Linked DNA regions of Mus musculus: region 1 is linked to region 2. Evidence: chromatin contacts called from ENCODE Hi-C or POLR2A ChIA-PET data. All regions are on one chromosome and are shown on one strand. The core of a region is the stretch at or near the end of the contact, and the rest is flanking DNA. Distances in the headings are between cores, read along the strand shown. Region 1 holds the start of H4c2 (H4 clustered histone 2). Region 2 holds the start of H4c11 (H4 clustered histone 11).

The links. Hi-C counts contacts between places; a loop is a spot of excess contacts on that map. ChIA-PET counts read pairs that join two places held with the same protein, here RNA polymerase II (POLR2A).
Region 1: a map of T-helper 2 cell shows a loop between it and region 2 (6-fold over the local background). The contact joins the promoter of H4c2 here to the promoter of H4c11 in region 2. A Hi-C loop is called at or near these places in 1 of 37 maps with a recorded cell type or tissue (T-helper 2 cell). POLR2A ChIA-PET finds 5 or more read pairs at or near these places in 2 of 5 experiments (Patski and embryonic stem cell).

The regions. Positions count from the first base shown.
Region 1 is chr13:23,755,687-23,758,386 of GRCm38, reverse strand. It overlaps H4c2 (H4 clustered histone 2), which reads right to left and starts at 1,450. Exons shown (of 1, transcript NM_178193.2): 1 at 1,001-1,450. The coding sequence starts at 1,366. The coding sequence ends at 1,055.
Region 2 is chr13:21,733,619-21,736,318 of GRCm38, reverse strand. It overlaps H4c11 (H4 clustered histone 11), which reads right to left and starts at 1,285. Exons shown (of 1, transcript NM_178210.2): 1 at 863-1,285. The coding sequence starts at 1,223. The coding sequence ends at 912.

The sequences.
Region 1 (2,700 bases), core at 201-2,700, 2.0 Mb before region 2:
TCACAAATGCCTGAATAGTTCTACCCTGTGCTATTAACAACAATTGTGTATTTTTTTTAGTGTTCCATTGTTAACAAGATGCAGTTCTAGGGCTGATGAAAGGGTCCAAGAACTAAGAGTATATAACACATACTGGCATATACTATCATTTCTGAGTCTCTGAATGGCACAGAACATATGCTGACTTCTGCATCCATTTCTGGAGTACTGGGATGACAGCTGTTGGTCAGTGTGTAGTGTGTTGGCTAAAACTTCGTTTTGGATGTAAATCAGTTTGTTTCTTCACGCTACAAATGTTACACTACATTGTGTTTTATGCCATTAATCTCATTTAGTTTCACTATTTAGTCGACTGTCAAAATTCATGGGAACAGAATTAAAGACCCATACCACTATATGAAAATGTTGAAGCCCTGTACATGGTGTCAGTGGTATATACAAAATAACCTGTATTACACATCCTTACATTTTATATTATCCTGGCATTACCTGTAGTAATTAATACGATGTAGATTTTATGTCAATATTTGTTTTAATGAACTGTTTGAAAGGGCTGGTCAAGAAAACATCATGTGTATCAAAGCTTCACTCTTTACTCAATTGTTTTTACCTCCAGGACCCGATGAGCCTGTTTCTTTAGTAAATTCTCATCTGGATGGTTACCTTTGTTCACCTACCCAAGGTTATTTTCAGGCGGTGGTAATGAGTCGTTGAACCTAGAGGTTCTAACACCTTTCCCCAAAATTCCAGGTTTTCAAGACTGTTTAACCGTCCTTGAACCAATCCTGAGAAAAGAGCCTTGAAGTGTCCTACTTTTAACAATTTGTACAAGGTGAGGCTGTACTTTGTGCACAAATTCAGCCTGGAGGGGTGGGGGTGGGGAATCTCAACTATGCTGACTATCCACAGCCTGAGTTAAAGCTGAAGCTATTAGTGAGGGCCGCTGCCAGTGTGGGGGAAGGGTGAGGGAGCAAAATGCACAGCTTTTTAAGGAATTCAGTGAGTGGTCCTGAAAAGGACCTTTTGTAACAGTTAAGAAAATCGCTTTAGTCCCTTAACCCCCGAATCCGTAGAGGGTGCGGCCCTGGCGCTTGAGCGCGTAGACCACGTCCATGGCGGTGACGGTCTTGCGCTTGGCGTGCTCCGTGTAGGTGACGGCGTCGCGGATCACGTTCTCCAGGAACACCTTCAGCACACCGCGGGTCTCCTCGTAGATGAGGCCGGAGATGCGCTTCACTCCCCCGCGCCGGGCCAGGCGGCGGATGGCGGGCTTGGTGATGCCCTGGATGTTGTCGCGCAGCACTTTGCGATGGCGCTTAGCGCCACCTTTGCCCAGGCCTTTTCCTCCCTTGCCGCGACCAGACATAGTTAAATTCTTACAAGCTTTCAGTAGGAAGCTGGTGAACTAAGAATTCGCTGTGTTATTATAGGCTCTTATCGGACCTGGTTGAGAACTTCAAGTGGGCGGGGACCAAAGGCTTCTTTTGCTCAGCCCATTTCAGGGCGGTGACTCTGGAGTACTGTATAGGGCACATGCAGACATGGAGTCTCTCAGGTTTCCCCAGATTTGAGTATACTGCTTTTATTATATGTTATATTGTTCTATAAGGATTTTAGCAAGGAGTTACATTTTTATGGACCAGTACCTGGAGGATTAAAACAAATACCCCTGTAAAGTATTTAGGTTTAAAACATCTTTTTAAAAAATTCAACAGGTGCCAAAAGACCATGTGATTATTGTTTCTTAAAACCTAAAAATTCAAATGTGAAAGATACTTTTAAAAATAAATTACAAGAGAATTTTTTTAATAGAAATTGAAATAGAATCGGTATAAGTAGAATTTATTAAAATTCTACTTGTCAACATAGGTCAAGCCCCTTTGCCTAGTCATATAGATGCACTTGGCTATTCCCTGTCTGGAATCCATTCATTGCTGGTTTGGATTGCTATATTTTTTATTAGAGCGGGAAAACTGCATGATGCTTGTATTCTATTTTGCCACCCCTACACAGTGTATGCTCTCGTTCAAAGTAATGAATTCAGAGATATTGGAACTGGTCATTTTCCTGTTCCCCCTTTATACTTATAAAACTTGTCTGATAATGGTGCCCACAGTTTGTTTGCTTGGGTACTACATTAGAAGAGATTGTTTCAAAGAAGTACTACATAAATATTTTTACCTGTTACTATTTGTGCTGGATAGTTTTATTCCAACTTGACACAAACTAGAGCCATCATACAGGAGGAACCTCATTTGAAAAAATTCCTCCATAAAATGAATCTGTAGACAAATCAGTAGAGGATTTCTTAATTAGTGCCTTATGAGGGAAGGGTCCTGCACATTGTAGGTGGTGCGGTTCCTGGGCTGGTGGGCCTGTGTTCTACAGGAAAACAGGCTGGGGGGAGGGTCAACATAGAGCAAGTCTGTAAGCAGCACCTTTCCATGGCCTTTGCAACCAGCTCCTGCCTCCAGGTTCCTTCCCTGATTGATTTCCTATTCCTCACCTCCTTCAGTGATGAACAGTGATGCAGAACTGTAAGCCTAATAAACCCTTTCCTGCCTGAGTTGCTTTTGATAGTAGTGTTTTATCACAGCAATAGAAACCCCAAATAAACACTATTTTAATACTCTTCCTAGAAGTATTTCCTTATCAGGTTATTATTTCCAACACACTATCAGTATCACCAAATGTGTATAA
Region 2 (2,700 bases), core at 36-2,535:
AAAATAGAACTCCAATATGACAAAGTTATTTTAAACCTGAGCATATATTCAAAGAATATAGAGAATCATAGAGATATTTTTTTACCTCAATGTTAATTACTGCTTTATTCACAATAACAAAGAATTGGAATCAACCTAGTTGCCCATCTACAGAGAAATGGATAATGAAAAATTTGTTAATCAAGCAAACATACATAAATATTACTCATCTCTAAAGAAAAATGAAGTCATAAAACATGCAGGAAAATACATGGAATTAGAATGTGTATTAAGCAAAACCACATGCTCTCTCCCATGTGGAACAGACTAAACGCAAGCATTGGACAACTTAAATTGTTTCTATTGACATTTATGTGGAAGTGTAAACGTAGTAACAGTGTACCTTCATTAACTGTTGACTCTTGGCCGTTTTATGATTTATTAATTAAAGTTTTATGGCTTATAAAAACTCAATTCAGAAATTCACACCTCCCCCATATTGGCAGTTTTATTCAGAATTTTATTGCATCCGAGACAGCATAGTTTATAAAGCCAGATCAACCTCATTCTACACAACTGAATGTACAAATCCTGAACTTAAGTGGTCTGTCGCAAGGTATGAAATGACTTAAGTAGGGAAGCATCCTTAAGAGGTGGAAGCAGAAAAATGGGCAAGTATAATAAAACTGCCTAGAACAAATAAAAAGAGTGAAACCATGTGAACACCTAGTGAACTCACCACTTGACAGGACTATTCAGCTTTCCTAGCATTGTTCCGCATGCAAATTAAGCACATACATGTTCGTTCTGATTGGACAACCTGTTACGAGCCGTTTTCACTCCAGTTCTCAGTTAACAAGCGTCAGCTCTTCTGTAAAAGATGTGGTGGTCCTGAAAAGGACCTTTAGGGAAATATAGTGTAAGCGAGCAGCTTAGCCGCCGAACCCGTAGAGGGTGCGGCCCTGGCGCTTGAGCGCGTAGACCACGTCCATGGCGGTGACGGTCTTGCGCTTGGCGTGCTCCGTGTAGGTGACGGCGTCGCGGATCACGTTCTCCAGGAACACCTTCAGCACACCGCGGGTCTCCTCGTAGATGAGGCCGGAGATGCGCTTCACTCCCCCGCGCCGGGCCAGGCGGCGGATGGCGGGCTTCGTGATGCCCTGGATGTTGTCGCGCAGCACTTTGCGGTGGCGCTTAGCGCCACCTTTACCGAGCCCTTTCCCGCCCTTACCTCTGCCAGACATGACTGCACTCAGGACAGCTCAGAACAGAGATGCTGACCGGGAGCCTGAGCGCCGTCTTTTTATACTGTAGCGGGCGGACCGAAATGAGAACCTGCAGGGAGGAGGCGGGAAGTTGCGCCCGCGGCCGTGGGGGAGGGGAAGACTTACCAAAAAGAAAAAGGGCGCCTTTTGTTTCCCTGTCTGTGCTTTCTGAGGGAACTAGCTCCTCACGCCCTTTTAAGAGTTTGGAGAATCGAGCGCACAATCAGTACACTGATTGCACAAAATACAGAAAGCCAAGCGGCCCCTTAACAACCGGTAACCCCGTCCAGAGAGGACACTGCAGGCGGCTGCTAAGGCGCTTTGGTGCTCAGTACACACTTTCCACCGTGCAAACCGTGCTCTGAATTACCTTGTGTTCCTTCTCTATTGTAACCGCATTTCAATTTTTTTTTTTAGTTCAAACTTCCAAAAGGCCATTTTAATATGTTTATAAGAATTTATAGAAACCTTTAAGCCGATTTCAGTTCACAGTTTGCTTGGACCCCTGCTCACACCACACAATCTGGGAAACCCTGTCTGCTGTCCTTCCCTCAACCCCATATGCTTGGAGAAAACTTCAGGCTAACATGTCATCACCCTCACCTAAGAGTTTCTGGCAACCAACCCTGGCTTGGAAAAGGGCAAGACAGGGTCTAAACACTATCTCAGTCGCCCTTGGGGTGCCTACTTCAAAATTTATCCAAAGTGGGCTGGAATCCAAAATGCCTGACTTTCCTTTGTTCTTTGGTCTGCCCTCAGTACACGCTGACCCGTCTGGATGGCCACTAGAGGGCACTCTTGACTATAACATCCTTCGTGATCTTGAAATTTTCTGCTGGTTTAAGAATGGTCTGGACTCCCTTTGTTCACGTTTTGGGGGAACTGAATTCTTGTCCCTCCGTCTGTAGTGCTCGATGGCTTAGGCCAAGGTTGCAGCATTTTCAGACATACAGGGACTCAGACCTCGAGCAACCGTCATCTGAATCACTGGGTCTCCACCCCTTCTCTTCTTCTCTCCCCCTCCTACACACTAAGTGCTTTGTCTAGTGGACAGCCTTCTTCTCTGCACCCAGGCCTTTCTCCTATTCCACCTAATCCTTTCCCAATCCCACCCCACCTCCCCCACCCCCCCCCCCCAAAAATCACATACTCTGCTTACTGAAGTCTTCTTGCCTATACCAATGCCTTCTGTCTTCCCCTCTGAGCTAAAGGCCATGCACAATTAGCCTCTTCCCCTTACCCACCTTCTTCCCCTCCTCCCTGCTCCTCCTTCTTCTTTACAGGTTCCACTTATAGGTTAACCCTCTCCCCTTTATCCACTTCCACCCTCCCTGCCTACTCTGCTTCCTGCCTCTACTTCGTTGCTGACACCCACACCCTGGCCCCATCCACACTGGCCTACTACCCCTGGAATCTCCCCTGTAGCCTCTTATACAGGGTCCCACCAAACCTGTGC